Regions from separate parts of the Homo sapiens genome. Here region 2 is linked to region 1. Evidence: read pairs that join two places in POLR2A ChIA-PET (ENCODE). Cell type or tissue: MCF 10A. All regions are shown on one strand. Each heading gives the region's core, and the rest is flanking DNA. Links, peaks and the distances in the headings are about the cores only.

Region 1 (11,435 bases), core at 3,358-8,357:
GGTGGATCACGTGAGGTCAGGAGTTCAAGACCAGCCTGGGCAACATGGTGAAACCCCATCTCTACTAAAATACAAAGATTAGCCAGGCATGGTGGCACATGCCTGTAATCCCAGCTATTTGGGAGGCTGAGGCAGGAGAATTACTTGAACCCAGGAGGCAGAGGGTGCAGTGAGCCGAGATTGCACCATTGCACTCCAGCCTGAGCAACAGAGTGAGACTCCGTCTCAAAAAAAAAAAAAAAAAAAACAAAAAACCAACAACAATAAAAAACAGAAGTTCAAATTCAAGGCCAACTACTCAAGAGGCTGAGGAGAGAGAATTACTTGAGCCCAGTAAATCAAGGTTACAGTAAGCTATGATCCTGCCACTACACTCCCACCTGGGTGACACAGCAAGATCCTTTCTCTAAAAATAAAAAATTTTTAAAAAGAGTATATGAGTTTCAAAGCAGTAGAGAAAAAACGGACTGAAGGAAAGAAAAAAATCTTTCAATCAATTCAAAAGAATGAACAGAAGAATCAGAAAAAGAACACATAGAAAACACCAAATACGATGGTAGAAAGAAATCTGCATCCTGTTTTGGCCAGGTGCGGTGGCTCACACTGTAATCCCAGCGCTATGGGAGGCTGAGGCAAGTGGATAGCCTGAGCTCAGGGTTCAAGACCAGCCTGGGCAACATGGAAAAACCCCATCTCTACAAAAAATAAAAAAAATAAAAATTAGCCAGCTGTGGTGGTGCATGCCTGTGGTCCCAGCTACTTGGGAGGCGGAGGTGGGAGGATCACTTGAGCCTAGGAGGCGGAGGTTGCAGTGAGCTGAGATCTGCCACTGCACTCCAGCCGAGGTGACAGAGTGAGACCCTGTCTCAAAAAAAAGAAATCCATCTATTTCCAAAACCATAACAAATGCAAATGGCTTGAACTCTCTGGTTAAAGAGCACAGATATCAGACTAGATTAAAAACAAAAGGAAATCCAGCCCTAGGCTGTCTACAGGAGACATGAGGACAGGGATCATAGGCCAAGAGTCCTATACAGGCTGAAACCACAGTCATGGTAGGTAAGCAAGTAGCAATGAACTGTGGCCAAGGCACCAAAGCATAGCAACAGGAAAGAATGGTACAAAAAAACAGATGAGAGAGGTAGGAAAAGGACCCAGAGTGATGAGCCAGACCCAAGGTGGAGAAGACTATTCATGACAATAACTGCTATGGAGAAGTCAGGTAAGAGGAAGTCACAAGATGGGCCACCGGGCAGTCAGGTAAGAGGAAGTCACACAAGATGGGCCACTGGGCATGAGTAGGTGGCCAGGGACCTCTAGGAGAGCCAGCTGGAGTGAGAGTGGGCTGGGCTGAAACGCTCCACTGTTGTTGAGCTGGCAAGGAGAAGAGGGGGAGAGAGGAAGTGGGGACAGAGTGGACTCTTCTTTGTGAAATCCTAGGGTAAAGAGAAGTGACACAGGTTGGGGTTGGGGAGGGAGAGAGAGGTGTGACTGTAGCTGTAGGTAGAGAATTAAGGCATAGGAGGATGTGGGGTGCCCAGACCTAGGGAGGAAGCCAGGGCAGGACACAGAGGAACAAGCAGTGGGGCTGATGGTGGGCACATGGGGAATGGACCAGGGAAGTGGGCACAGATTTCCCAGGTTGGGGCAGGGGTGGGCAGGGCTGCTTCAAGGAGTGCTGTGTAGTGGGAGGACAGGAAGAGTTCTGAATTTCAGAGGTGACCTGCTTCTGGGTAATGGCAAGTCTACAGTCTTGTGATTTGCAGCTACAGAATGGAGCCACGATGGGAAGCGATGGCTTGTGAGCCCAGGGCCCGAGGATCGGACATCACAGAGTGAGATTAAACTGACCAGCACTACCAGCTTCCAAAGGGTACCTGATGCTTCTCAAGGGGCCAGCTTGGACTTGGTCCTTGCGAGGACATTCTGATGTGCCCCAGGTTTTAGCCGTTGTCTTTTACCAAACACATGCAGGACAGTCTTCCCAGTCTGGAAGCCCATATCCTTGCAGTCCCACCGAGAACGGGATGGGGTCCGGGATGGCATTTCAGGTACCATCCAGAAGACAAAAACACACATAACCAAGAGTTATCACAAAAGTTATAGTTTCCCATTTAAATGCGGAGGGTGGACATTCCTGCTTTCTGTAGTGACCATTCTAACTTCATTTCGATTCCATATATATAACATGCTGGGGGCAGGGAAAGAAGAAAGGGAAAATAGTTGGGTCGCAATATGATCACTTATTCTCAGCTTCCGACTACACTAAAAATCCTCACATTTCCAACAGTTTTCTTAGTTCTCCCAGAAATAAACACACAATAGAGCATATGTATTTAATATCAGAAAATCCTTTACAATGGTGATTGCGAAAGAGACCAACCCACTTCTTTTCTTTTTTTTTTTGAGACAGGGTTTTCAGGCTGGAGTACACTGAGGCCATCATAGCTCACTGCAGCCTCAACCTCCTGGGCTCAAGCGATCCTCCCACCTCAGTCTCTTAAGTAGCTGGGACTACAGCTACACGTGCCACCGACTGATTTATAAAACTTTTTTGTAGAGACAGGGTCTCACTATGTTGCCCAGGCTGTTCTCAAACTCCTGGGCTCAAGCAATCCTCCTGCCTGGGCCTCCCAAAGTCCTGTGATTACAGGCATGAGCCACTGTGCCCGGCCTCCAACCCACTTCTAATAGTTCTTTTACTTCATGTATATATATATACATATATATATATGTATATATATATATACACACACACACACACACGTATACTATATACATATATACACATATACATATATATACACATATGTACTATACATATATATATACTACATGTATATAATAAAGATAATACATACTGGATAAAAATTCAAACAACACAAAATGAATGAGAGAAAAGACAAAAGGCCTCTGTACTTGGGGTAGGCACTAGGGATGGGGGAAGGGTCAGGTCTGTGAGCCATACACATTAATTAGTAGGTAATAAAAAACAGTTGTTTTACCTTTTGAAGCTGCTGATTCAACATATATTTGGCTGTGCTTTGGCTGTAACATCCTTTAATCCCTCCCTTTCAGAATCTACCCCAATTTCCTGTTGCCACCTTACCTCCCTGATTTAAGGGTGCAATTCTTCAAGTGCCTTCTTTCCAATTCTAGAATTTTTAATTTAGCCTTTGGTGCGGCAGCAGTTTTGTTTTCTAATTACTTTCTTTGCAAACAAGCATGAGTTGGGCCCAACAGTGATACAGGCTTTCATGGGCTAGCCTGGCAACCTGGAGCTATTCACAAGGTGCTTCCTTGGGAAAATGCTTTCTATGTTTTACATGAACAACTGGGGAGATGCTTACTTGTAAAGTGGGGGTGGGGGTGAGCCTCTTCATCTGTGCTACCAAAAAAGAGCTCGCCCCTAGTCCTGCTTGCCCTGTTACTAGGGTAGGCTTTGCAACCAGCGACTCTGGGACCCCAGTGCCTGGGTTCTAATCCTGGCTCTGAGGCTTACTAGATCTGTGACCTCCAGAAAGGTATTCAACCTAAATGAGCTAACAGTATGTATAAAGTGTTTACAATTATGCCTGGCATATCGCATGTGCTGTATAACAAGAGAGTTGGGTGAGGTTAGTCCAGTAAGACATTTGACAAATTCTTAGAGCCGCAATCTCCCTTGAGGCCAGTGAAAGCTACGGCTCCTCTTCCCAGAAAAGTGCACACATGTAACCTTCTGCACAGTTTCAAGTACCCCTGACCCTTGAAGCCCACCCACACACTGCAAGAGTCCAGGACCCCTGATTTCAACCGTCTGGTCTTCTCTACAGTGATGTGAAGGTCTCAGGGATAAAACTCTGAGGCAATTCTTAAAAGTATTATGTTCCCATGCATGGAACTATTGAGCAGGTGCCTCTCTCTCCCCGTTTTAGGTTCCGCTTTTGGCAGAAACGTTACACCTTTCCTCCCCAAAGCCCTTTTGACCCTTGCCAGTTTTTCTCTTGCTTCAGGCCAAATCCTCCCAGGGTCACCTTAAGACAATCTCTGTGTGCAGCTCCACACACTTTTAGGGAATTATTCTGATCCTTATCAAAAGCTCTGATGGTTCAGCCCATCTTCAGTGCTTACAGAAGTCAGACCAGAGCATGGACTAGAGTCTGCAGGGTCTCCATCAACAGCAACACAGGGGTGGGTCACCCTCAACAAGCAGGTAGACAGCACAAACTGGAAAAAGCCAAACATCAGAGAAGTCACCCCAGGGTGACTTTCCCAGCGTCACCCAATGAGCTCCCAGCAAAGCTGAGAACCTGTCATTTCAGTACTTTTGAGTCCATCAGTGCTTTACAGACATTACCATGCATGTGAATTAAAATGCAGATCCAGTAGGTTTGCTGAGGAGCCCAGGGCTCTGCATCTCTAACTCACTACCAGGTAACGCTGATGCTGGTCCATGGACCACATATGGAGTGGCAAGGTTCACATCAAGGTTAATGAACTGTACCACCCTGGTTAAAGCCTCTTCATCCACACTGCAGGTGGCTATTTAAATGTCCTTTCTTCAGGAAAGCCTCCCCTCCCCCTCTCCATGATTACTGGCTTCTATGCCTCTGTACTTTTTCCTTTGAAGCATTTATAACCACTGTAATTAAAGAGTATTTGTGTAATTATTAGTTTAATGCCTGCCTCCCAGGGAGACTGCAAGCTTCACGAGGACGGGACCTGCACAGTGTCTAGCACATCACAGACTGCCAATGAATGAGGAGCTGCTGTGGTCTGGAACAGGCTGGGCCAGCATCCTGGAGCAGGCAGGTAATGTTTACACATGTGGCAAACAGCCTCTGGTGGTATCAAGGCCAAAAAGGACATTTCTTAGTTTTAAAATTCCCACTAGTTTCAAATATATGCCAACTAAACTTTAACCTGAAAAGCAATCTTTGCCCATAAAAAGATCTCCTACATCTTTATCAAGTGCAAAATAGCCCTAATCTCACAACAGCCACTCTGCTTGAGGAACAGTTAGGCCCCTAAAATAAGCATTCCCTTATAGGCCTCACTGGGTGAACCCTCTTCAGGCACACTCCCTGACCAGCCTCCCTCTGCTGCAGACCCACAATTTCTTCTTTAGTTTTTCTGCTGCTGTCCTTCCAAGGAACCCCAAAGTGCTGAACGCCCAACTCTTTGGCATGGGCAGAGACATATGACCACATCATCGTTCCTGAGAGGCAAAGTTTGAAGTTAGACAGCCTGGGTTTAGATACCAGCTCTGTGCCCTTGGACAAGTTATTTAACTCCTCTGCCAAATGAGGATAAGAATGCAAGAGCCAGCACCTGCAAGAACTAAGAGAGACAAATACACAAAGCACGTAGCATAATTCTGGCCTAAGACACATGATTATTATTATTCTCCCTATATTCTGAGTCCAATTCAAAACCTATTGTTTTAGGCCGGGTGCAGTGGCTCACGCCTGTAATCCCAGCACTTTGGGAGGCCGAGGCGGGCAGATCACGAGGTGAAGAGATCGAGACCATCCTGGCCAACCTGGTGAAACCCCGTCTCTACTAAAAATATAAAAATTAGGCTGGGTGTAGTGGCGCATGCCTGTAGTCCCAGCTACTCAGGAGGCTGAGGCAGGAGAATCGCTTGAAGCCAGGAGGCGAAGGTTGCAGTGAGCTGAGATCGCGCCACTGCACTCCAGCCTGGTGAAAGAGTGAGACTCCGTCTCAAAAAAAGAAAAAAAAAATCTAAAAAAACCTATTGTTTTGCACAAGTCTCCACCCAGGGGCTCCACCCCATTCAGGATCCTCTCTTCCCAGCCCCCTCCTGCCTCACCTGTCTGGAGCTTGTTTGAAGCAATGACTCACAGCACAACTCTGCAGCTCCCATCAATCACCTCCCTGTCCCTGCCTGTGTCATTCATGGGTTCCTTCTGGCAGGCAAATCTTCCCTAATGTCCAGTACATTCATTCAGCAAGTATCTACTGAGGGCCCACTATAGATCAGACCCTATTCTAGGCACAGGGGCTCCGCAATGAACAAAGCAAAGACGTCTACCCTCACAAACGTTCTAGTACATTTAACCCACAGATGGAAATCAGTTCAGGTCTTGGGTCCTTACACTCCTTCTCTTCTCTCCTGACCAATCCTAAATAAATCACATACAAGTCAAAGTATGAAGAAAGCATTCCAGATCAAAAAATGGTGTGATGTGAGAAAATCCCGATGACTAAACTGCTTCTCTGATTGTTGGACTTTGAAGAAGTCAGTGTTGAAACAGCCTGAATCACCCAGTTCCCCCTAGTTGTCTCACTGGCCAGTCACATCCTCCAGCACAGTTTCTGTAACACATCTGGAAAATGAGGCGCTCCATTTACCCAACTCGTGTGCGGCGTGAGCGCACGGTTTCATGCTCTCATAGCTACATTCTTTGAAGTGAGCTTGATTCGGGATCCCCAGCAGTAGCAGAGACAGTGGCCTTGTAGAAACAGCACTGGGAACAGGCTCTGAAAGCTCAGGTTGAGTGCTGGCTCTGCCACTTACTGTGTAATCCTGGGTACAGAGCTTTCTTCCTGCCTCAGTTGCTTTCAGACAATCTCTAAGGCCTTCTTCCAGCTTTGAAGTCAAAGGGCTGGGAGCAAGCACCATTAACAGCAGGCCCAGCACATTCACAGATTCCTTATTTCAACATAATGAGTCCTGCCGCGGGCTAGGCCCTGGCTAGGCCTGAGGAACGAGGGTATGGGAGGGGTCAGCAAGCCAGATTATGAGCCTGCGCCAAGCATCAGCACTGGTGGGGCCAGGGAGCTGACTTCACTTGTCTCCTCCAAGATGCGCTGGACTCCTCCTTTATTTATTTATTTACTCCCTTCTAGAAAGAAGTTGTGCTTCTTTCCAAACACAACTCTGCTAGAAATATCTCTGGGCCACAAGGCAAACCTAAAATAGAAGTGCAAAATCTCTGGTGGTCCCATTAGTCTCCCTTCCTCCAACTCAAAAACCATTCCAGACCTTGTCTGTCTCCTTGTCTCTAGACAGTGAGCCTAAAATAAGTCTCCCTGGTAGGAAATGCCTGGTTGGAATGGAAATGACCCAAGCCCTGGAAAAATGGCCCGCTGACCACACACCGTGGGCTGAGGACTCACCCAGGTATCAGCTCTGAGAAGACAAGCAAGTGAGCCCGCGTCCCACTTCAACTCACTGCAGCCCCCTCCACCAAGACACAGGCAACCAGGCCAGGCTGGAGGAAGAAAATGTGACCCAAACATCCAATTCCCCCTACCCAAAAGAAAGCAGCTCTATCCCCACGGCCCTCATGCAGGAAAGCCAGCTCCAGAAGGTCACTGGGGCACCAGGTGGGCACCTCTCTGGAGCTACAGATGACCGATCAGAGGTTCTGCTCCGAGACTGGCAGGTACCCAGCACAGTTACCCTGGCCTGAGGGTCAGCTAATAAAACCAATGAGAAAGTATAGAAAATAACATTCTCTTTAAAACAAATGAGAAAGGAATGGCCACTCTAGGTTTTCAGAAGTCAAAACCAGATAGCCCCATCGGCTTTGATCACATTAGGAATACACTGTCTCTTATCTAACGAGTTAAGAACGGTTTTCTTCTTCCCTTCTCCCACGTGGCCCCATTGGTTCTCTAGGCCCCCTGGTGAAGATGCAATAGGGACACAGACCCCCAGCCCTCTACTTGGCAGAAATGAACTTTGACTGGTTTTACTTACACGTGTACAAATGCAGGACTGAGAGGGCAGCTTCAAAGCTGGCTGAGTGACCCCCAAGAGCACAAAGTCCTTCTCCGCACACCTGTGGGGGAGTTTTGTGAATTTCCCAGATGCCCACAGGGACTAGTTATGTACACTGCAGGTCGATACCGGCCGGGAGTTTCCATTTTGCACAGCAAGAAAGGTGCTCAGGGTGCCCTTTGCAGGTGGGCACTCGGCCTGCAGCTCAAGGGTGGGCCATGACGTTGGTCCCTCACTGGATTGCCCGGCAGGCCTCCCTCAGACCCAGTAGGACGAGTACCTCGAAGAGTCCTTGTGATCCCAGCACTTTGGGAGGCCGGGGCGGGCGGATCACGAGGTCAGGAGTTTGAGACCAGCCTGGCCAATATGGTGAAACCCCGTCTCTCCTAAAAATAATTAAAAATTAAACGGGCGTGGTGGCGTGCGCCTGTAGTCCCAGCTATTGGGGAGGTTGAGGCAGGAGAATCGCTTGAACCCGGGAGACGGAGGCTGCAGTGAGCCGAGATCGCGCCACTGCACTCCAGCCTGGGCGACAGAGCAAGACTCCATATCAAGAAAAAAGAAAAGGCACCCCGGATACTGCTACGCCTTGCCCTAACCGTCTCGCAAATCCTAGAGATACATGAATGACCCTTTCAGGTTGGTTAAAATCCACACAAGCACCTCCCTGGCCTCTTAAATCTTTCCAAACTACAGCTTAGACTGGAGGGAAGCAGTTGCAGCGCCCATAAAAGTCATCTTAAAAGGCAAGTTGGAAAAAAACCCGATACGCACTAGTTAGCAAGTCCGCGGTGAAGGGGGCGGTGGCCCAAGGGCCGGATCTGCGGGATCTGTGCGCCTAGGGTGGGGAGGCTGGGGCTGCCCCGTCGGTCCCCGAGCCCGCGCGCCCACCTGGTAGCCTGAGGGCCCCGATCTGACGCTGGTGCTCACGCCCCACAGCTCCATCCAATTAGGAAAATGACCGCGAGAAGACGGAGAGAGGGCGACGAGGAGGAAGGGGGGCTGAGCCGCGGGAGGCTCAAGACGGGCCGTAGGGACCCCGCCCGCCACCCCCACCCCCACGCCCCCAGACAGCGAGCGCCGGTCCTGGGTCCCCGGCCCGCGGCGCCCCGACGCTGTCCCGGCGGAGATCCCGCGGCGCCCAGCGTGCGGCGGCCAGTGGCCCTCGGGGACGCCCCCAGCCCCGCCAGCGGCGCGCTCAGCTCTCCCCCACCCCCGGCCGGCTGGGACGCGCAACAACCCCACCCGCTCCGAGAATAAAGTTTGTGGGCAGCCGTAGGGGCGGGGCGGCGAGGGGGTGAAACTTTGAGTCCCGGGCCGGGTGTGGGGGGAGCGCACCCAGCACCGGGACACCCACGTGCGGGCCCGAGAGCCTCCGCCACCGTCGCCTCCCGGGCCTCCCGCGCCGCCGCCGCCGCCGCCGCGACGCTTTCCTTTCATTTTTGCCTCTCTCTCTCTCTCTCTCTCTCTCTCTCTCATTCGCGCGCTCTCCTCCCTCTCGCCCTCTTTCGCTCGCTCCCTCCCTCTCCCTTCCCCCTCCCCCTCCTCTCCCTCCCCCCCACCCCAGACGCCATCTCTCCCTCTTTCCCCGGCTCTCCCTCTCTCCCTCCAGCTCTCCGGCATGAGGGAATGTGGAAGTGAAAGGAAAAGACGACATGTTTGCAGCGCGGCGCGGGCCTGCGCGCGGCCGTCCCCAGGGAGAGGCGGGGGGCGGGTCGGCCGCGGCCGCAGCGACCCACCCCCGCGCCCCCCGCGCCCCCGCCGGCCGGCAGCGCGGGGCTGCGGGGCTGGGGCTGGGGCTGGGGCGGGGGGCCGCGCGGGACACTCACCCTGGGTCCGGGCGCGGCTCCTGCGCTGGGGCCCTCGGCGGGCCGGGCCGGGCCGGGCCGGGGGCTCCTGGCTGCCCACCGCCCGGGCTGCTGCTGTGCGCCCGCCGCCCGCCTCCACGCGCGCCCGCCGCCTGCTCCTGCCGCCCTCCCTCCGGCTCCTCTCTTTCTCTCTCTCCCCCCTCCTCTCGCTCGCTCTCTCGCTCGCGCTCTCTCCCTCCCTGGAAGAAGGGAATGAGGCAGGGCTGACGTGAAGGGATGCAAAACAGCTCCTCCTAAGCCAGCTCGCAGAGGAAGAGAGAGACAGAAAAGCAGCCCTTTTATCTCTCTTTTGTTTTCTCACTTCCTTCCACCCCCAACACCTCCCTCTTGTCAGCCCAAGTTTTCTTTTCTCTTTCTACCGCAGAGGATTTTTCTTCCTTTCTTTCTCTTTCTTTCGGTTCAACTCTCCCACTCGAATTGAAAGCCTGAAGGGTTTTCTTTCTCCTGTTTTTTTCTTCCCTCTTTTCTTCCTTCTTCCTCCTTTCTTATTTCTCTAAAAGGGTTTTGTTTGCTGTGGGAGTTTCGTTTGAAAATCAAGTCACGCCTTTTTTCCTTCTTTTCTTTCTTTCTCTCTCTCTCTTTTTTTTTTCTCCTCTCAGCAGAAAAGGGGAACAAAGATTAACTGAAGCGGGGAAGAGGCAGACCTCGCTTGGAAATGGGGGGCCCGGCCCTGTCCGGTACAAAGGGGGCCCGGGGGCCCTGCGCCCCGCCCCCCCCAAGGGAAGCCAGGGGCGTCCTCTGGAGAGGAGAGCCGGTGCGGGTGTTGGGGCACGGGTGCGGCTCCTGGGTGCCGGTTCCTTCCCAAGTGCGAGCGAGGGCCGCCGAGCCCGCCCCTCCCCAGCCAGAGGTGGCAAGCTGGGTGTGTGTGCTTCACTTATGTATTTTTAAAGTAGGCAGATGGGCCTGGAACAAACATCCCCGCAGAGCACTGAACAGCAAAAGCCTTTAAACAGCTGTTAGCAGAGCCCTGGACGGCCTGACTCGAGGGAGCGGCGCGGGCTCCGAGCGCCAGGGCCCGGGTGGAGAAGGGGCTCAGGGCAGCTGCTGGGATCGGCGGGCTGGCGGGGTCCCCGAGCCCAGGGCCTGGGCCTCGGCCCCGGGGCGCACTGCTGGGGGGCGCCGAGGCGTGGTCGCTGGCAGCGCGGCCGTCAGGTCCCTCTCGGCTCCCTGAGGGGCCGCGGGGTTTGGCACAGCCTCGCCGCCCTCCAGCTCCGGCGCAGGCCGGACACCAGGCCTCCAACCTCCAGAACACCCGCCACTCCGAGCCGTTTCTCGACTGCAACGCAGGGCGGGTCCGGAGCCCTCGGACAGAGCCGGGCAGTGCCGCCAGGAAGGGTCAATTATTCATGGGGCGCCCGGGCGTGCTCCCAAGACCTGCTCTGTCCTCGGGTTCTCCGGAGGAGTGGGGAGAAGACGGGGGAAAGTTCCCAAAGCAAAGTTGGTCACATTTGTCATTTTCCCAAGTAAGTATTGAGCACCTGCTGGATGCCGGGCCCTCGGACTGGGGCTGCAGCCAGGGGGAGAAACGTGAGGTCTCGGTGGGCCCCGAGAGCAAACTCAGGGAACAATGCAAGGGAAGCTGCGGCTCAGGACCAGGTCACCGGGAGGAAGGAAAGCCTGGATCCTCTCCCCTCCCTCTTCCCTTCCTTCCCTTCCCTTCCTTCCTCCCGGCTGCATCTCCTTGGCTCCACCCCTTCTCCTCATCAATTCCTCCCACACTTCCCTGCTCTCCCTGGCTTTTCACTGAAGGGTCCCTTCTCCCAGGGAGGAGCAGATGCTGAGCCCCATTGTCTCTCCCCCAGTGACTGCAGCCTCCCGGGGACACGACCTGCCAC
Region 2 (10,206 bases), core at 3,228-8,227, 87 kb after region 1:
TTTTTTTTTTTTTTTTTTTTGAGATGGAGTTTCACTCTTGTCGCCCAGGTTGGACTGCACTGGCGAGATCTCGGTTCACTGCAACCTGCGCCTCCCAGGTTCAAGCAATTCTCCTGCCTCAGCCTCCTGAGTAGCTGGGATTACAGATGCGTTTCCCCACTCCCAGCTAATTTTTGTGTATTTAGTATGGGGTTTCACCATATTGGCCAGGCTGGTCTCGAACTCCTGACCTCAGATGATCCGCCCGCCTCAGCCTCCCAAAGTGCTGGGATTACAGGCATGAGCCTCTGCGCCAGGCCAATATCAATTAAATAAGTGGCTGCTGAGTACACTGTACTGTACTTTGCTGCTTTCAGTTAACAGTAAGTGAAATCATTTAATATTGTGCATGCACACACATACGTACAGTATGCCATGTATGCACATGCTTCATTCTTTTTTATGGTTGCATAGCCTCTCTTTGAATTGATATTTCATTATTTGTTTAGCCAGTCCCCCACTGATGGACATTTAAGTTGTTTCTAGTATTTTGCTATTTCAAACAATACTCACGTACATGTCATTTCGCATTCAAATATTTCTTTTTTAAATAATTAAATTAATTATTTTTATTTTTATTTTTATTTTGTTTGAGCCAGAGTCCCACTCTGTCGCCCAGGCCGGAGTGCAGTGGCACAATCTTGGCTCACTGAAACCTCCGCTTCCTGGGTTCGAGCAATTCTTCTGCCTCAGCCTACCGAGTAGCTGGGATTACAAGCGTGTGCCACCGTGCCTGGCTAATTTTTGTATTTTTGGTAGAGACACGGTTTCACCATGTTGACCAGGCTAGTCTTGAACTTCTGACCTCAAGTGATCCACCTGCTTCAGCCTCCCAAAGTGCCGAGATTACAGACGTGAGCCACCGCACCCGACCAAATTAATTAATTTTTGAAACAAGGTCTTGCTCTGTCACCCAGGCTGGAGTACAGTGGCACAATCAGCTTCAATCTCCAGGGCTCAAGCAATCCTCCCACCTTAGCCCCCCGAGTAGCTGGGACTATGAGCACACGTCACCACGCCTGGCTAATTATTAATTATTTGTAGAGATGGAGTCGAACTATGTTGCCCAGACTTGTCTCAAACTCCTGGGCTAGGGCGATCCTCCCACCTTGGCTTCTCAAAGTGCTGGAATTACAGGTGTGAGACACCGAGCTGGCCTTTTTTTTTTTTTTTTTTAATAGCTGAAACTTTAAGTTTTGTTTACAACAGCCATCCCAGGCCTGGCACAGTGGTGCTACAAAAAGTTTAAACATTACCTGGAAATGGTGGTGTGCACACCACCATTACTGGGGAGGCTGAGAGTTGAGCCCAGGAATTCAAGGCTGCAGTGAGTTACTCCAGAGTGAGATCCTGTCACTTTAAAAAAAAGGTCAGGCACGGTGGCTCATGCGTGTAATCCCAGCACTTTGGGAGGCTGAGACGGGCAGATCACTTGAGGTCAGGAGTTTGAGACCAGCCTGGCCAACATGGTGAAACCCCCATCTCTACTAAAAATACAAAAATTAGCCAGGCATGGTGGCACATGTCTGTAATCCCAGCTACTTGCGGGGCTGAGGCACGAGAATCACTTGAACCTGGGAGGTAGAGGTTGCAGTGAGCTGAGATCACGCCACTGCACTCCAGCCTGGGTGAGAGAGTGAGACACCATCTCAAAAAAATAAAAATAAAAATAAAAATATGAGGAAAGAAATAAAAAAGGAAAAGCCATCCACAATGAAACTATTAAAGTTATTTATTTATTTATTTATTTATTTATTTTTTAGTATTTTTACAGTTCTTTTAAATTTGTATCACTTATCTATTTGAGAGTCAATTGTCCTGATACACTTTGGACCAACTGAAATAGAATTGGATCAAAACTCCATTCACTGCTTAACTTCCATATTCCTTTATTAAGAATGCCATGATGGCATTTCAGGTTTCCTGGTATCAGCGTCAGCTCAGACCCATATTTAACAATCCTTTAAAATTATGGGCCAGGCGCAGTGTCTCAGCCTGTAATTCCAGCACTTTGGGAGGCCAACCGGTCAGATCACTTGAGTCCAGAAGTTTGAGACCCACTTAGGCAACATGGTGAAACCTCATCTCTACAAAAAATACACAAAAATTAGCTGGGTGTGGTGGCATGCACCTGTAGTCCCAGCTACTTGGGAGGCTGAGGTGGGGGGATCACCTGAGCCTAGGAGGTTGATGCTTCAGTGAGCTATGATTATGCCACCGCACTGCAGCCTGGGCGACAGAGTGAGACCTTGTCTCCAAAAAAAAAAAAAAAAATTTTTTTTTGAAAAAAAGCATCGGGCTGGTGGCTCATGCCTGTAATTTCAGAACATTATGGGAGGCTGAGGCAAGAGGATTGCTGAGCTGAGGAGTTCAAGACCAGCCTGAACAACATAGTAAGACCTTGTCTCTATTTAAAAAATTAATAATATAAATAAAATTCTGGGTAGTCTCTTTTCCCTTGTGCAGTTATTTGATTAAATGACCATGATCCCTCTAGGGGCAAGTCTAGAGAACTATTTTTTTTTTTTTTTTTTTTTTTGGAGACGGAGCCTCTGTCATCCAGCATCCAGGCTGGAGTGCAATGGTGCAATCTCGGCTCACTGCAACTTCTGCCTCCCGGGTTCAAGCAATTCTCCTGCCTCAGCCTCCCAAGTAGCTGGGACTACAGGTGCATGCCGCCACACCCAGCTAATTTTTTGTATTTTAGTAGAGACTGGGTTTCACTGTGTTGCCCAAGCTGGTCTCGAACTCCTGAGCTCAGGTATTCCACCCGCCTCAGCCTCCCAAAGTGCTGGGATTACAGACGTGAGCCACCACGCCCAGCGAGGACTATTTACATATATACATGTGATGGTGTTCCTCGAGGGGGCACAGCCTCTCCTTCAATCAATGGACTCTGTGTCTGAAAACTGACTCAGGCCTGGAAATGGATGAGGGAGTGTAATTTTCTATTGTAGTGAGCATCAGTCTTTTACCCATCAGGTCTAGTTTTTGTTTTTATTTTTATTGAGACCGAGTCTCACTTTATTGCCCAGGCTGGAGCACAGTGGCATGATCTCAGCTCACCGCAACCTCCGCCTCTTGGGTTCAAGTGATTCTTGTGCCTCAGCCTCCCGAGTAGCTGGGACTACAGGCGTGCGCCACCACACTGGGGTAATTTTTATATTTTTAGTAGAGACGGGGTTTCGTCACATTGGCCAGGCTGTCTCAAACACATGACCTCAGATGATCTGCCCGCCTCGGCCTCCCAAAGTGCTGTGATTACAGGCATGAGCCACCGTGCCCAGCCTGTGTTTGTTTTTTAATACAAATTGAACATCATGCTCAGAGGCAGTCCACCTATCTTGACCCTGGTACCATAAAGCTTGTCCAGGCATCCTAATTGCCTACTCTAGCCTGGCTGCTCCTTCTGACAATTACATCTACCTTGCCTGGCAGGTAAGTGTGGCCACTAGGCCCCTGCCATTCCCAAATCCCATCATCTCCTTTTACTTGGGAGTCTAGTTCCATGGTAGTATCTATTCTATCAACCCCACAGGGCATCTCAAAGATACCTGACTTCCCTTGTTGCCTCTGGGCTGCCTGGGTATAGTTAGATGGTGGGTCCTCAGGTCCTAGACAATAAATCCATTTTAACATTGCTCTCTCCCTGAGTCTCATAACCTCTTCTTCAATACTGTCAAGGAAGTTCTGGCATCTCCACCTAATTGTTGTGTGCAAGTTTCATATTCAAGTTTTCCAGTTCAGGCTTTTCAGGGTTTTCAGGCTCATCCACCCCAGGTCCCCAGCCCAGGGCCTCACTTTTTTCCTAGAGGAGCCGTGATTTGACAGGAGACCTATCAAGGCTGCACACTCAGGCTTCTTTGACAGCTCTGTCGTCATCAGATACTGAGCCCGATTTTTAGCAGTTGTCCCTGAAGCTTCAGGAAATGAGTCTCCTTAAAAACTGCCACAAAGCTCCCCATGGCTATTTTTTTTTGAGACAAAGTCTTACTCTCTCATCCAGGCTAAGGTGCAGTGGGATAATCAGGGCTCACTGCAGCCTCTATATCCCAGGCTCAACTGATCCTCCACCTCAGTCCCCGAAATAGCTGGGAACCACAGGTTTTTTAATTTTAGTAGATATGAAGTCTTGCTATGTTGCCCAGGCTAGTCTTGAACACCTGGGCTCAAGCAAGCCTCCTGCATCAGCCTCCCAAAGTGCTGGGATTACAGGCATGATCAACACCATGCCTGGCTCCTCTGGGCTCTCTTAATCACTACTTCCCCTTCCACAAAGATAACTTCCTTGCTTTTCTTTTAGAATATAACCACCCAAGCTTTTATTTCCAAACAATATAGTTTAGTCTTACCTAACTTTTTAACATTGCATAAATGAAACGATATAATCTACAGCTCTATGAATTCTTTAGTGACTATCTTCTTTACTACAACATTCTATTTATGACAGTCCTCATGTTGTGAGTTGCAATCAGTCATTCATTTTTATGGCTGTATCATATTCCATCGTAGGACTACATGCCAATTTATTTATAAATTCTACCTTCTCTAGACATTTGAATTGTTTCCAGTTTTGAACTATTATGAAGAGTGTTGCTATAAATTTTCTTTCTTTCTTTCTTTTTTTTTTTTTTTGAGACAGAGACTCGCTCTGTCGCCAGGCTGGAGTGCAGTGGTGCAATCTCGGCTCACTGCAACCTCTGCCTCCCAGGTTCAAGCAATTCTCCTGCCTCAGCCTCTTGAGTAGCTGGGACTACAAGCAAGCGCCACCATGCCCAGCTAATTTTTGTATTTTTAGTAGAGATGGGATTTCGCCATGTTGGCCAGGATGGTCTCCATCTCTTGACCTCGTGATCCTCCTGTCTCAGCCTCCCAAAGTGCTGGGATTACAGGTGTGAGCCACTGCACCCAGCCTCTATAAATTTTCTTGTATATATCTTTTTTTTGAGGTGGAGTCTCGCTCTGTCTGCCCAGGCTGGAGTGCAATGGCACAATCTCGGCTCATTGCAACCTCCACCTCCCAGGTTCAAGTAATTCTCCTGCCTCAGCCTACTGAGTAGCTGTGGGTTTACAGGCGTGTGCCACCATGCCCGGCTAATTTTTTATATTTTTGGTAGAGACAGGGTTTTACCATGTTGGCCAGGATGGTCTCGAACTCCTGAACTCAAGTGATCCTCCTCCTTTTTTTTGAGATTTGGTCTTGCTCTGTCACCCAGACGGGAGTGTAGTGATGCAACCAGAGCTCACTGCAGCCTCCATTTCACTGGCTCGGGGTCCTCCTGTCCCAGCCTCCTAAGTAGGTGGGACTACAGGGATAATCTACCAGGCCCAGCCAATTTCTTTTATTTTTAGTAGAGACTAGATTTCACTATGTTCCCCAGACTGGTCTCAAACTTCTGAGCTCAAAGGATTCTCACACCTTGTGTGTTGGGATTACAGGTGTGAGCCACTGCACCTGGCCTTGTCTATATCTCTTGGTGTACATATGTAAATGTTTCTATTGGTTGTATACCTGGGAGTGGAATAGCTGGCTCATAAGGTTTGCCTATGTTCGGTTTTCACAGATACCAAAACAGTTTTCTAGAAACTGATTTGAGTAATAAATAATAAGGCTCTGGTCTCCCGCAAAAAAAAAAAAAAAAAGTTTTCTAAAATGATTGTATCCTGTCCCCACACCCGGCCTCCCCATGGCTTGTACATATCTAAAGTTGGCTGTTAGCTATCCTGAGACTATCATTTTCTTTTTTGTAAGGTTTCAATGCTGTTAATAAAAGCTGGTCTACCCTACATTTCTTTTCTTTATTTTTTTGATGCAGAGTCTCACTCTGTTGCCCAGACTGGAGTGCCATGGTGCAATCACAGCTTACTGCAGCCTCAAACTCCTGGGCTAGAATGGTCTCGAAACCCACCTCAGCCTTCTGAGTAGCTAGAACTACAGGGATATTTCACCATACCCAGCTAATTAAAAAAAACTTTTTTGTAAAATTACCAGTTTCAATAATAGCTAAAAGTGTTCAAAATGTTAATAAAGGTTTTTGTTGCTTGGCTAAATAAATAAATAAATAAATTTTGTAGAGACAGGGTCTTACTGTGGTGCGTGGGTTGGTCTTGAATTCCTGGCCTCAAGTGATCCTACCTCCTTGACCTCCCAAAGCACTGGATTATAGGCATGAGTCACCACACCTGGCCAAATAAAAGCTAGCCTACTCAACATTTCTTGTAATGATCATTGCTCCATACCAGTCAAATGCCACAGATGCCCCGTTTACCTGCCCAATTTCACTCTCCACCTACAGCTCACCCCCAATGAACTACAGGTGAGAACCTTAATAATTTTGTTGCCACTTCGTGCCAAGGGTTATCATGAACCACTTACCACTAGTAACAATGCTCATATTGCTGTCATGAGGGATTGTTTCCATGTGAAATCAGTGGAGCCCTAGGCAGAATTGATCACTACAGAGAGGTGAAGACAGAATAGGTCAAAGGCCTGGGAAGAATGTGAGGCCAAGAGGCTCTGAATGGCATTAAGAGATGTTTGATCTAGGCCAGGCATGGTGGCTCATTCCTGTAATCCCAGCACTTTGAGAGGCTGAGGCGGGTGGATCACCTGAGGTCAGGAGATTGAGACCAGCCTGGCCAACATGGTGAAACCCTGTCCCTACTAAAAATACAAAAATTAGCTGGGTGTGGTGATGCACGCCTGTAATCCTAGCTGCTTGGGAGGCTGAGGCAGAATTGCTTGAACCTAGCTATTGGGAGGCTGAGGCAGGAGAATTGCTTGAACCTGGGAGGTGGAGGTTGCAGTGAGCTGAGATCACACCACTGCACTCCAGCCTGGGATACAGAGCAATACTCTGTCTCAGAAAAAAAAGAAAAGAAAAGAAATAGATGTCTGATCTAAAGGCATATCATAGATTTTCTTTCCAAACTAGGCTTACTCCATTTGCATTTATTGATGTGATGTGATGGATAGGTTTGGACTTCATTCTGGCATCATGTTATGCTTTCTCTCTTCAGCGATTTCTTTGTTTTTCTTTCGCTCTGTGGTGTGTATGTAATTTCTTCAGGCTTTTTTTTCACTGCCTTGGTGGCAATTTGGCATGCTATTTCTTCTGGAACCACCAGACTTTGTCAGGACAAGATGTGTCAGATATGCTAAGATGCGATCTGATGCATACAGTCTAAGACTCCACACACAAATGCACTTTCTGTTTGTTTTACTGCTAGACATTTGTGTCCTACACAGGAATCCTGATAAATTTGATTTTGCCTGATGCCCATCAAAAGACAGGGAGAAAAATGGTTGGTATGTGTATAATTACATGCGCAGTTTTAGGGAAGACATTCCTGAGAGAACTTTGATTTTGACTACAGTTAAGGAGAATCTTCTGCTTATAATTTCATCTGTCTGATAACTGGAAGAATTTTCTTTTCTTTTTTTCTTTTTTCGAGACAGAGACTCGCTCTGTGCCCCAGGCTGGAATGCAGGGTGCGATCTCAGCTTACTGCAACCTCTGTCTCCCCAGGTTCAAGCGATTCTCATGCCTCAGCCTCCTGAGTAGCTGGGATTACAGGCGTGCACCATGACATCTGGCTAATTTTTGTATTTTTAGTAAAGACAGGGTTTCACCATGTTGGGCAGGCTGGTCTCGAACTCCCAACCTCAAGTGATCCGCCCACCTCAACCTCCCAAAAGTGCTGGGATTACAGGCGTGAGCCACTGCGCCCGGCCCAAAGAATTTTCTACTACACACCAGCTTCTGGCACATTATGATTCACACTTTGTTCCTTCTCCAGCACCCACAAAATCTCAGTGCCAGGCACTGTAGGGCACATTTCTACTGAGATGTGACCTCTGGCCCTGCTCCTTCATGTCACCCACTTTGTGCTCTGTGCCAGATGAGTTGGCACAGAGGGAGGTAGGATATTTCTACACCAGGATGGCTGGCTATAATTTAATTATAGGTGGAGAAGAGTACAGACCACATAAATGTATTCCACTAAACCCAAACTAAATGTATTCCATGTCAGTTTCCCCTCATTCATATTTTACACCACCATCACTTGACATGAGGCAAAAGAGAATTCTGAGCAAAAAAGTAGTCTCTGCTTGAAGCAAAATTGCCTTAACTATGAAAATTTTACAAAAGCGGATGCCCATGTGAACACATTATGAGAACCTTCCAACACTGGCCTCAATAGGGGCTCATGGAACTGAGAGGCCCAAAGTTTTGGTGTCTGTAGCTGTAAATTTGCTTCTGCTAACAATTAAAAAAAAAAAGAGGGCCGGGCACCCTGGCTCATGCCTATAATCCCAGCACTTTGGGAGCCTGAGGCAGGCGGATCACCTGAGGTCAGGAGATCGAGACCATCCTGGCCAACATGGTGAAACCTCGTCTCTACTAAAAATACAAAAATTAGCGGGGCATGGTGGCACATGCCTGTGATCCCAGCTACTCGAGAGGCTGAGGCACAAGAATCGCTTGAACCCAGGAGGCAGAGGTTGCAGTGAGCCAAGATTGCGCCATTGCATTCCAGCCTGGTGACAGAGCAAGACTCCATCTCAAAAAAAAAAAAAAAAAAAAAAAATTAGCTGCACGTGGTGGTGCACGCTTGCAATCCCAGCTACTTGGGAGGCTGAGGTGGGAGAATTGCAGAGGTTGCAGTGAACCAAGATTGCACCACTGCACTCTAGCCTGGGTGACAGAGTGAGACTCTGCCTCAAGAAAACAAACAACAAAAAACTGGACATTTTGGAAAGTTTGATGATGAGGAGGAACACAAAGCAAGAGGAATTAGTGTAGGAATCAAATGTTGAATGGTGTTAATCGAAGATAACTTGATACTGTCTCCATGGTACCTTGTGGTTTATAATTTAATATAGAGACATTATTAAACTGCAAAATACATGGAAGAAAGTCCAACAAAATTCTGGGGTTTTTTCCCGTGATGATTGATGCTTTTTAGGAAATAAATGTCAAAACCTTTCCAAAAATTTTCCTTTTCTTCTTTTGGGTTCCTCTGTCTTGCTGGTGCCTGGCCTGCAGATTGTGCCGATGGGGTGAAGTTGCAGAGCCTAATAAGCAGATGACTCTTCCTGAGAGGATTTAGAGCAGCCCTGTCCAATACAACTTTCTGCAACAAAGAAATGTTCTGTGTCTTGTAGTCGCTAAACACACGTTGCTATTGAGCACTTAAAAATGTGGCTAGTGAAAGTGAGGAATTGAGTTTTACATTTAATTTAGGTTTAATCAGTTAGAATCGAAATTTAAGTAGCCACATGTGGCTAGTGGCTACCATGGATGGCTGTGCAGTTGGAGCCACAGTGAGGGGGAACGTGACACAGAAAAGGGAAAGAGGAGGAGGACATGCCAGCCAGGTGGCTGTGAGCAGCTGGAGGGTTTTGAGCAGAGAGGGCCAAAGGACAGTTCTACCCAGAGGGGCTTTCCAGTAGGGCTTTTCTATGTTTTTCCTTCTCAGACATACACCGGGCAGCCAGGTAGGCCAGCTAGGAGTGGGGCTGACTCATCCATTAGGCCCATCATACTTTTAGCGGTCCACAAAATGTTTTTATTCTTTTAAAATTTAAATTTAATTTCATTAATTTTTTTTAATAGACAGGGTTTCGCTATGTTGCCTAGGCTGGACTCAAACTCCTGGGCTCAAGTGATCCTCCCACTTCAGCCTCCTGAGTAGCTGGGACTACAGGTGCTCTTTCTTCCTAAAAATATGTTTAGTAATGGATGATTGGATGCAGAAAAAAAAATATATGTTTAGGTTGAAGAAAACACTTTAGACTGGGAGCAGTGGCTCAGGCCTGTAATCCTAGCACTTTGGGAGGCAGAGGCAGGTGGTGACATGAAGTCAGGAGCTTGAGACCAGCCTGGCCAACATGGTGAAACCCCATCTCTACTAAAAATACAAAAATTAGTCGGGTGTGGTGGTGAGTGCCTGTAATCCCAGCTACTCAGGAGGCTGAGGCAGGAGAATCACTAGAACCTGGGAGGCAGAGGTTACAGTGAGCCAAGATTCACCACTGCACTCCAGCCTGGGCAACATAGGAAGACTGTCTCAAAAAAAAAAAAAAAAAAATATATATATATATATATAATTCATATATTCATCTTTATGCCAACCCAGTGGTAAGATAATAATTTTTTAAAA

Evidence for each region. ChIA-PET counts read pairs that join two places held together with the same protein. Peaks named below come from ENCODE experiments on the same cell type or tissue, not always from the same donor. Only the 100,000 strongest peaks of a DNase experiment are listed, where the experiment ranks them.
Region 2: POLR2A ChIA-PET joins it to region 1 with 11 read pairs; 11 of 35 experiments call an interaction of 5 or more read pairs at or near these places.

What each region holds. Positions count from the first base shown.
Region 1 is chr15:89,999,741-90,011,175 of GRCh38, reverse strand. ZNF710 (zinc finger protein 710) reads right to left here and starts at 9,852. Exons shown (of 5, transcript NM_198526.4): 1 at 9,562-9,852. MIR3174 (microRNA 3174) reads right to left here and starts at 4,421; the gene lies at 4,335-4,421. RefSeq lists enhancers at 7,503-8,270, 8,271-9,039 and silencers at 8,739-9,238, 9,654-9,822, 10,231-10,400. In MCF 10A, for the core only: no CTCF peak of the experiment used is centred there; DNase peaks (open chromatin) are centred at 5,835 and 6,275.
Region 2 is chr15:89,913,955-89,924,160 of GRCh38, reverse strand. No RefSeq gene overlaps it. Among named protein-coding and RNA genes, the nearest start is that of ARPIN-AP3S2, 6.1 kb to the right of the region's middle. In MCF 10A, for the core only: no CTCF peak of the experiment used is centred there; DNase peaks (open chromatin) are centred at 6,230 and 7,880.